Regions from separate parts of the Homo sapiens genome. Here region 2 is linked to region 1. Evidence: chromatin loops called from intact Hi-C (ENCODE). Cell type or tissue: chondrocyte. All regions are shown on one strand. Each heading gives the region's core, and the rest is flanking DNA. Links, peaks and the distances in the headings are about the cores only. Region 1 has its middle 41 kb from the start of AKIP1. Region 2 holds the start of LOC107984308 (a long non-coding RNA gene).

Evidence for each region. Hi-C counts contacts between places; a loop is a spot of excess contacts. Peaks named below come from ENCODE experiments on the same cell type or tissue, not always from the same donor. Only the 100,000 strongest peaks of a DNase experiment are listed, where the experiment ranks them.
Region 2: a loop joins it to region 1, with 2.0 times the contacts of the local background. A loop is called at or near these places in 3 of 110 quality-filtered maps.

The regions. Positions count from the first base shown.
Region 1 is chr11:8,867,852-8,873,222 of GRCh38, forward strand. It overlaps a transcript of DENND2B not described here. Among named protein-coding and RNA genes, the nearest start is that of AKIP1, 41 kb to the right of the region's middle. In chondrocyte, for the core only: a CTCF peak has its summit at 2,749 (motif pointing left); DNase peaks (open chromatin) are centred at 2,840, 3,300 and 3,679.
Region 2 is chr11:8,714,388-8,719,758 of GRCh38, forward strand. DENND2B (DENN domain containing 2B) reads right to left here. Exons shown (of 20, transcript NM_213618.2): 5 at 3,354-3,505; 6 at 1,216-1,431; 7 at 223-319. It overlaps LOC107984308 (a long non-coding RNA gene), which reads left to right and starts at 3,797. Exons shown (of 2, transcript XR_001748118.2): 1 at 3,797-3,901; 2 at 4,694-5,145. In chondrocyte, for the core only: no CTCF peak of the experiment used is centred there; no DNase peak of the experiment used is centred there.

The DNA of each region.
Region 1 (5,371 bases), core at 120-5,119:
GGATTACAGGTGTGAGCCACAGCACCTGGCCAAAATTCAGCATTTTTAAGAAATAAGAGAATATGAGAGGAAAAGGCACATCAACTTACCTAAGATGTTTAGGGCGAGGAAAAGCTTTTAAACAAATTACAACATTGATCTACCTCTCAGGGTAGTCATGAAAGAAAAAACCAAAGCATTGCGAAACATGGGGGAACATAAAGGACAAACCAGCAGTGGCATTGATCCACATACACATTCCATTTCAGCGTATGCCTGGTAAGATTCAGCTCTTTTCTGATCCAGAGCAGCCCCGTGGTCACTCCAACTAGCTCTTTACCCAGTGAACCAAGCTACTCGCTGCAGGGTACAGTAAGTGAGACAGGAATTGAAACACCCAGATATCCTGGCTACATTTCCTTTTTGAACCTCCTCATTAGGAATTATGACTTGCACATGACTTGTGATGAGCATGTCACATTCCTGTACATAGATGTCACCTTAATCTTCTAAAATCACTGCTTTACCCATAGCTCCTTTTCTCAAAAATCTTTAAAACCTAAACAATGTCTACAGGATAAAGTTCCAGCCCTTGAGCCAGAATTCAACCTGACCACAGTTCGGCTTCCACTGGACCTCCCACTGCTCTTTGGAGAAGGCAGCTGTGAAAGCACCCATGTTAGTCTGAGAGCCAGGCATTGGAATTCCAGCTCTGCCACTTTACCACTTGTGTCATCCCAAGCCAGTTACGTATCTTTTTGATCTTGTCTTTTTAAAAACAAGAATTCCCTCATCTTTAAAACAAGAGCAACAATACCTATGTCACAACACTGAAGGATGAAAGAGAGAGCTGGCAGGTGGCATAGAGCAGATGCTATTACTTTTCTCTCTAGGTCCAGTCCAAATGGTCTGCTCTCCATTCTCTTGAAAGCTTTCCCCAGCAACTCTCCACCAGTTTCAGAAGCATACTTTGCTTCAAGGCTCTCCCCTCTTCTATGAAACCGCCCTGCCTCAGAATCATTTTCTCCTTGAGCTTTATAATTCTTAGATTCTAAGCCAAGTTTGTCCAACCTGCGGCCCATGGGCCGCCCAGGACGGCTCTGAGTGTGGCCCAACACAAATTCGTAAACTTTTAAAAATATTATGATTTTTTATGCGATTTATTTTAAGCTCATCAGCTATCCTTAGAGTCAGTGTATTTTACATGCGGCCCCAGGCGATTCTTCTTCCAGTGTGACCCCGGGAAGCCAAAAGATTGGACATTCCTGTTCTAAGCCAATTGATCTGAAATTATCCTTCACTCAAATGTCACTTCTCTTTCCCCAAGGAGTCCACAAACTCAAGACCAAGGATTTCCCTAATTACCAAGCCAATCCAATCTAAGCGTTCAGTAAAAAAATACTTTTAAGGTAAGAGTTGCCTTGGAGTTGTCTACCAAAATGGGTGCCCTTCTGGCCCAATTAGGGGATAACATTTCCCATACATACACTTGAACAATTTTTCTTCCCCCTATCTTGGGGAGTTTTTCCAAAGGTAATATTTGCCAGATAGCCTGGGCCCAGTGGCTCACGCCTGTAATTCCAGCACTTTGGGAGGCCCAGGCGGGTGGATCACCTCAAATCAGGACTTTGAGACCAGCCTGGCCAACATGGGGAACCCCATCTCTACTAAAAATACAAAAATTAGCCAGACGTAGTGGCAGGCGCCTATAATCCCAGCTACTCGGGAGGCTGAGGCAGGAGAATTGCTTGAACCCAGGAGGCGGGGGTTGCAGTGAGCCGAGATTGCGCCACTGCACTCCAGGGACAGAGAGAGACTCCGTCTCGAAAAAAAAAAAGAAAAAAATTTTTTAAATAAAAAATATATGCCAGATAAATAAAAAGGAGGGTTACATCTATGTTAGTCACCTAGGAACTCTCTGCCAGACCAGCAGAATTTAAGAAGCCTTCACTTCATGCATTCAACAGGCTCTTCTTGAGTTCTGGCCTTGTGCGGTCCTTAATTCAGCAAGGGAGATAGGCTGTGAACAATTCAGTCTCTATCTTGGATTAGCTTTCTGGACCCCAGATTACGTCTAACCTTTTAGAAACCCCTAATTCTGGCAAAAAAAAATCAATTAAGGGATTCACCTTCTGAAAAATATTAAAACAAAACAATGCAGCCCTTTGGGTTTTAACCCTGTGGCCCCATCCCAAAATGGCCAGTTGCAGTGTGTGCAGCTAAGAGGTAGCTGAAAACAGTCTTGCAGATGGGATAATGACCTCTTTGCCATTCCCAAGACCCTGCTATCCAAACAGCAGAAACACCTGGTTGGTAATAAAAGCAAGAGCTGGACTAAGGCTGTACTAAGGCAAATTTTCTCACTTAATGAAGAAGTTATTTTATTCATATTAATCATCAACTACTTTCATATAAAGATCCCAGGAAAATGCAATAAGCCCTCTTTAGAAACACTTGAAAACATTGTCTCTTGAACTCTACTCAGTTACTAAATTATTGGATAACGTGCCATAAACGTTGACTAGAGTGTGGACCCTTTAATACTTAGTGCGTGTCTGCACAAGGGCAAAAAGTGAACCATCCACAAATAAACATAGTTTAACTTGTTGCAGTAATAGCATGCAAAGTTAATTTTCCTTTGTTTGAGTTCCGTGTGTCTGTGTGTGTTGTGCGTGTGTATGTGTGTGTGTGTGTGCGCGCGCGCGCGCGCGTTCTTCAAGGAGCCTGCATACAAGCTGCAACAGCTCCAGGTAGGAGCTCGAATGCCGCCACCGAGAGGCAAGGCGGTGCGCAGAGCCAGCTCCCAGGACGTCCCGAGATCGGGTCTCCGCTCGGCACCAGGCAGCTCTTCACCGCCGGACTCTGGCCGCGAGGTTCCCCACCCCCAACCGCGCGGCCCCCGCCGGGCCGGAAAGCAGAGCCGGCGGCTACTGACCGCCCGGGAGGGCGGACCCCACCAGCCCCGCTCCTCTGCGCCTGCGGCGGCCCCCACGCGCGTACTCACGGAGCTGGACACCGCTGCCGGGGCCGGGAGTCGGGAGCAGAGGGAAAAGGGCTGGGAGGGCAGGGGCGGGACCGGGCGCGCACGCGGGAACCGGGGCCACCCGGCCCGGAGGCGCTTACCTCTGCGTTCCCCAGCCGGGCCGGGCGCGGCGCCTGGATGGGGTCTCGCCGGGAGCCGCGCGGCCCGGAGGAGGAGCCGCTCCTGCAGAGAGGGCGGGCGGCGGGCAGGCATCCGCGCCCCGGGCTGCGGCCGGGCTGCAGGGAGAGAGAGGGGAGGGAGCGCAGATTTGAGTGGAGGGGGCGTGGAGGATGTGCGCCTCCACCCAAGACAGAGAGGGTGGGCTGCTGGAGCCCGGCGGAGGGGAGCGCTCGGAGGCGCCGGAGGCAGCGAGAAAGCCGCGCCGAGAGTGTGCGAGGGAGGGTGGGGGACAGGGGTGAGGGAGGCGGGGGCCGGGGGCAGCAGGGAGGAGAAGTTGGCCCCCAAACTGGACGGCCCTCACCTCCTCACCATCCGACCAAGAGTTGTCTGGGTCTGGAGCAAAGCACAACGGGGTCTGAAACTTTATGTCATTTTCTCATACACACGTGACCCCCCTGGAGTCCAGATGGTTTCAATCACTGGAGGAAAAAAGCGGCTCTTCTGGTATGCGTGAAAAGCCGGAGCTGGGAGAGTCTGGGAAAAGCTGCCTGCACCGCCCGCCGGCCTTCAAACAAACCGATGAGCTCTTTCCCTTCTCCCAGTTCTCGGGCCTCGGGGGAGCCCTACAAAACCCAAATGAAATTCAAAGAAGCTACTTTTGGTACTGCAGCAGCAGCAGAACTCCCAAAGCACTAGGGTTCCAAGGAGCCTGGTCTCAACCGAAAGCTCCAAAAGGGATTCTGAAATTTTACTTTAAATACTCCACTGGTTTGCAAAAACAAAAACTAGAAAAGGGTGCCATTTAATAATAAAGCAATGGAATAACAGCACTGAGAATCTGTGATTTATTAGTGGAATTTGAAGGAAATCATTAGCCCAGTATAACAATCAACTTGGAAAAGAAAAATGTAAATTACTTAAGATCCAAACCCATACTTAGTGAGATGTTAGGAAATCGTGTAATCCATTTTTTACTCACGTAAATCACTGTAAATAAAATTTGATAATAGAAATGCACAACAGCAGCAATGAAAATTGACTTTTGAAGTTTCAGTTTTACATTGACTTTACAAATTTACATTTCTAAGGAACCAGTGTGTATGAACATAAGCAGGCTCCAAGGCCAGGACATGTTCCAAAATCCAAGCCAGTTCAATTGTCACATATCCTAAAGAGGTATTTACTCAGCTGCAGGGCAAGCATCAAAAATAATGAGTTTAAGATACATCCTGAGGCCGGGCGCGGTGGCTCAGGCCTGTAATCCCAGCACTTTGGAGGCCAAGGTGGGCGGATCACTTCAGGTCAAGAGTTCAAGACCAGCCTGGCCAACATGGTGAAACCCCATCTCTACTAAAAATACGAAAGTTAGCAGGAGTGGTGGCAGGCGCCTGTAATCTCAGCTACTAGGGAGCCTTGAGGCAGGAGAATCCCTTGAACCCAGGAGGCAGAGATTGCAGTAAGCCAAGATCGCACCACTGCATTCCAGCCTGGGCAACAGAGTGAGACTCCGTCTAAAAAAAAAAAAAAAAAGAAAAAAAAAGATACATCCTGGAAATAATTTAACTTGGTCAAGATCGAACACAAGTAATGGCAAGAACCAAACTGATAAAGTCTACTGTTCCTTTGCCAAAAAAGGATATTACACAGGAATTACTAGTATTAACTCTTTGTCTCCAAAATACTGAGGCCAAAGGACAGTTTGGCCTTTCTAGCAGAAGGCCTTATATGCGGTGTGATGCAGTCTGCGCATGAAAAATAAATCAATTCCTCGTTGAGTTGCTTCTACATTAGGAAAGCCCAAGATTTCAGCTGTTGTTGAGGCACATTGAAAACACAAAGGCCAAAAATCAGCACAGGTTTTACTCCAAAAATCAGAACAGTTTTACTTTAATCAGAACAAGTTTTTCTCCAAACTCACAATCTAAGTGAGTTTCTACTCTAGTTCACTGAAGTGCTTGAACACCTCAGGAGACCTGGGCCATATTTGGATGAACTTAGCCCTCTCCAGTCTTTTCCAATCTCTCCAATCTCAAATTAGGATGGTTCTGCCCCAAACGTGGAACAAGAGAACTCATGAATGTAAAGGCAAGCCACAGAATTTAGCCAGCCTCCAGGTAAATTCTACCTGCAGCTCTCTGAGCTCTGTAAGGAGGTTCTTAAGTCTCCCACTTTCAAAACTATTAGAACCTCTACTACTAAAGTCCCGTTTTTCTTGTAACATCTCTAAGGAAAGACAACTCAACAGACAGC
Region 2 (5,371 bases), core at 269-5,268, 150 kb before region 1:
TCCTTTTGCAGAAGCCGATTCCCACACCCACCTCCCTGCTCAGGGCCTCACAGCCCAAAGTCTGAAGGAACCCATCCCAGACCTTTCTTCCCTGTCTGCTCCTCCCTCCTACGTGGCCATTTCCTGGCAGGGCTCTACCCTCCACAGGTAAATTGATGCCTCTCCCGTTCCTAATGCCCAAGGGCCCCAAACAGCTGAACCAGCTCTGGCACCAAAGCCTACCTCTCAGTGATGCTGTTTCAATGCTGGACATAGACAACTTTTTTAATCTCTTCTTTCCTCTCTTGGCATTGTAGATGGAGTTAATTCTTTGGACAAGCTGGGTGAGAAAAGCAGGATGGGTGAGGTAACCTTAACACCAGCTGCCCTACTTCCAAGAAGGCTGAGTAGGAGCCCATCCCTGCCCTTAATGGTACAAGCTTTCTGCATTGCACCCGCTGGGTCCAGGACTGGTCTAACTGCAGAACCGACCTCAAGTGGTGACTCACCAGCCATGCATGGTAGCTCTCCATATACCTAGTCCCCCAGGAGTGGTCTCCTGCCCCAAGACAAGGACACTAAACTTAGCTCCCCAGAGGAAGGAACTGTGATCAAACTAGACAGGATGGTAGCTCCTGGGTCCCAAGAGTCATTGAACCAACTGAGACAAAGAGCCTCTGAGATGCAATAACAGGAACAAGGATTCTAGCCTTTCCCCTCTGGGCCATAACCTGGGGCCCCGACAGGAAGAAGCTAAATTCCCAATATACCCAAGCATTGTTTGCAGGTTAAAAATACCATCTGGCTAAATCCTGCTGCGTTGGGCTGGGGATTTGGGCCTGGCTGCCTATGTGTGAAAATCATTGCTGAAAATTCTTCAATGCTGAGAGTTATAGGAAGAACCCTTGTTTGAGTCCTAGGTCCTTGAAAGCCTGGAAATGCTTATGTGTGCGGATACCCCAAAATTCATACACCACACTTACTAATGGGGAACCTCGGCTAGACTTTCCTTCCTCTAACATCTGAGCACCAAGGTCAGTTAATGCATCTTTATTGATAAGAAAGGGGAATTAATCAGATGAAAAAGAGGCCAGTGCACGGACCCAGAATTTATTCAAAGGGAATCGAGGAAGCAGTCCAGATTAGGGAAGGAAGGAAGCCAGGAAAGAGAGAGAAAGGCTGGCTGCCTGCCCGCCCACCTGCCCGGCTCCAGTGGGCTGCCTCTGGGGAGGGTACCTTGGGAATGCGGCGGGCCCGGCGGCTGGACAGCAGCTCGCTGGTGGTGCTGAGGCTGTCTTCATTGAGGCTGGAGGGTGAGGACGGCAGACTCAGCTGAGCCAGCAGCAGCATGTCGTCATGGCTGTGCCTCTTGGGTAATCGTGGCAGCCGGTGGCTCTTCCTTTCTGACCAGTTCCCACTGCGCAGGGACTGGCTGTTGGGTTTCAGGGAAAGCTGGCGTGGGGGAGAGGACGTGCGAGAGGGGCTTGCCACAGAGGCCTTGGCCAGTGTCTGTCTGCTGGGATGGGGACACAGAGGCCAAGGGCCGGCATCCCTGGATCCCCGCCATCTTGCCCTGGAACTTCCATCCCTCTCTTAAGACTTTAGCTGCTAATCAGCCAGGTCAGGGATAGATTAGATACTTGCCTTCCCTAAAGGAAGCTTCACTACTGCCAGCAAAAAACGAAAGCAGAGGCTAAAAACACCTGTGCTCTCATCTGAGTGGAAAAAGAAGACTAAGTGGGAATTTTGCGGGGGTCCTCCTGAGCTATGGGACAAGAATTACTGGGCCTGGGTGATGGAACCAGTCTTCCGGACCTCTGCTCCCGAGCCAATCCTAAAAGGTTTCTGACAGCAGAGGCCATAACCTACTGGCCAGCCTGCTGGGCTGGGAGATCCTGCAGCCTGGCCCTCCTAACTGCTCCCATGGAGAACACAGGGGCTCTGGGCTCTGACCACCAAAGCTGGGCCAGGCAGGCCTCACACTGAATTGGATCCCATACCCACAAGGCCCTGGCTGCCCTCTCCCCAGCCCTGATCTACTCTCTGCCTCTCTCCATATGCGCTGACCTCTCATCCCAGGGCACCATCCTTGTCGCGGACCCTGTCAGGAGGCAAGTATCCCACAGACACCCAACCACTGTCTGGTTCTGGAATTGCCTCTCCTCACTCCTCAGCAAATCCTCCTTCCTCCACAGCCCCCAATTTCCTGTTCTCACCCAATCAATCTGGCAATGCAAACTCAGGGGAAGCCTGTTTGAAAAGAGTCCTAATTAGAGGGTAAATCTTTTTTTTTTTTTTTGAGACGGAGTCTCGCTGTGTCGCCCAGGTAGGAGTGCAGTGGAGCGATCTTGGCTTACTGCAACCTCCGTCTTCCGAGTTCAAGCAATTATCCTGCCTCAGCCTCCCAAGCAGCTGGGACTACAGGCGTGCGCCATCATGCCCAGCTAATGTTTGTATTTTTAGTAGAGATGAGGTTTCACTGGCCAGGCTGGTCTTGAACTCCTGACCTCAGATGATCTGCCCACCTTGGCCTCCCAAAGTGCTAGGATTACATGCGTGAGCCACCACTCCCAGCTATGGGGTAAATCTTTTATAAAAACAAACACCTTATTCCAAAGGCAGAAGAAATCATTTTTATATTATCATTTTATATTATCTGGCCAATGCTATATAATATCCAGGTCCTTCCATTTGCAAAGAGAATTAGAGTTACCTGGGGAGGTCAGAGAAGCCTCTCCACCTGCCTCCTGACATCCTGGACAAGGACAGAAGGAGCTGAAGTCCAAGAGCTTCCTTTGGCTTTTCACCTTTCCTGTCATTCTGCCTTCTCCCCATCCATTCCTTAAAGATTCATGCTTACTCTCTCCCACAGGACTGGCTCCAGGTGTCACAGACACCTGTCTGGCTCTCCAAATGTGGTTTGGGGACCTACACCTAGCCCCCTAATGCCAGTACTGAGATGACTTCTGGCAGAGTTGCAGAATGCCAAGACTCCCACTAGGGCCCTGTCTTCCTGTTTCCCACAGGGTGATAAATAATCAGAGAGGAGACTGCAAGGGCTCCTGGCTGAGTTTTGCAGCTCAGAGCTTGTGTAGGAAGGGAAAGAAGATAGGACAGGATGCCCCTCAGAGCAGGTGCCAATTGTCCACAGAGGTTTCAACATGGTGGACATCCTTGAGTGCACAGTCCTTTGCTGAGGAGACCTCCTTTATCAGACGAGATCGGGCACGTTCAGGGTGGTATGGCCGTAGACCCTTTATCAAGTACTAGTGAGGGTAAAAGCCTGAGTGGAAGCTGGGCCCAAGTCTTGGAAGAGCAGGCCCCCACTGTGGCCCTCACGCTAACCCTACAGGCCGATGTCAGGGCTGAGTTACCTGTGTGGGCGGGCTGTTGTACTTCCTGTCCTGAGGACTCCACATCCTGTGCAAAGAGTCCAAGGAGTTCTCAGACAGTTGCTGGGATTTTCGTCCTGCTCTTCGGCTCTTTAAGTCCACATCCTCATATGGATTCTCCTTGGGCAGATCTCCTGCAGAGGAGGAAGAGTTAGAGAAGGGGGAGAAGGGAAGAAGGAAACACACGAACTCACACACACACAAATAAACAAGCAGAATTCCTGTGAACCAAAGAGAATGGCTTCTGCCTGGCCCCTCAGCTCATGAGTCATGCAGCTGCCCGTCTGCAGTGGGGAGGCTACAAACAGATCCTGGCTCCAAGTCCAGAAGCAGACCCACCCCCCCACCCCCCCCAACCCCCCACCCCCAGCCCAGCTCAGCCTGGCCTCTGCTTTATAAATTCAGGGATTGCACAAGACTGGCTCAGCCACCCCTGCCTGTGCCCAGCCAGAGGACAAAGCCAGCAACAAGAGTCTTTCCTTGGCTCCCTTCCCTCTGCTGCAAACACCCCAGAGATAACACAGTTCAAGGTAGGAAGGGTTTTCAGGTCACATGGCTGTCCCTTCACCCAACTCTCAGGGGATCTCCCTGGGGACCTACTTTGGAGGGTGGGCATGGAGGAACTCACAGAACCGTAGGGAGCAGGGCTTCGCCAGGCCCCCTTCTCACCTACGATGCCGTTCAACAAGTCTTTTAGGGCAGGGTTTTGTGTTGTTCACTGAGGCAACCTCGGAACGGAACAGTGATTAGCAAGGAGGAAGTGTTCAGTAATGATCTGTTCGATGACTCTCCTACTGTAGTGTCTATTCCCTCTACCGCTGATCTCAGCAAAAAGAGAACCATCAACACTCCCCTTTTGGAACAAACTCTCCTGCTGTGACACAGGGGAGGTGTGAAAGGCTTGGAAGGAGTCTGGGCCAAAGGGTGGGGGTGAGGGGAGTTCTTGCTTCTCAGGACTAGTTCTAAAATCTCTGGCAGCGGGCATTGTATTGGCATTACCAGAAAATCTCAGAAAAGTCCAAAACAGAATCCCTGCCCTTGAAGATGTTGAGTGGCACTCCTTTCCACAAGCTGTATCTCCTGCCCCCACCCCTCCAACACACACATTTTCTAAAATAGAGTAACACCATGGGCCGGGTCAGTCCTAGCTCAATCCTGGTGGCAGAATCCGTGGGGTGAACAGGTCCCTGGGGAACTCAGAACACAGCCCTCTCTGCACCCCTTTCCCTATTTTCCTGCTGCAGAGCAGGACTCACTCCAGCACCTCTGCTCAGCAGCAGGATTGAGCCTGGGTGCCACTGAGTCCCACACTTGTTCTACAGATGTCTGAATGTGCCTTACGCCCCAGAGGAACTCAGACCCCACTCCTCAGGAAGCAGGCAGAAGAAGGAGCTGGAGGACGAGGAACAAAGGCTGCTGAGAGTGAAGCTTTCCTAGAGAGGACACGGGAGAAGAGCCAATCCCTATATGCTTGCAGATTCCTCCATTTCCAAAGTGGAGCTCCCTCCACATTGTGGCATCTACTTATGCAGAACCACAACGAATTTAGGAAATGCTCTAACAGAGTTAGGGTGTGGGTGTGAAGGAGGGATTTCAGTGACAGCTAAATAGACTGCAGTGGGAGCAATATAAATCTCTGTAAACTTATGAGTCAAAGATGGGTCACTGGGATTTGGGACTGGATTAAGTGATTCCCAACTCCAAGCAGAGTCCCCAGCAATGGAACAGACCTTTTCCTGTAACACAGTCATGCTATTAAAATGACTTGTCTCCATTCCAGAGCCCTGACTAAGCGGAGCTGGCCCAGCAGCCCTGTCGCAAGAAGCCAAATAGCAAACCCGGCACCCCCTGCATGTTTTCTCCAGCCTACCCCACTGTGGGGCACTTAGGGAGGTGTTGGGGATGGATTCTCTACTTCTTGATCCTTCCCCAACATATGCCCTGCAGGAGTGAGGAGGTGGGGGAACTAAGAAGGGAGAATGCCAGGACACAGTCTTCTG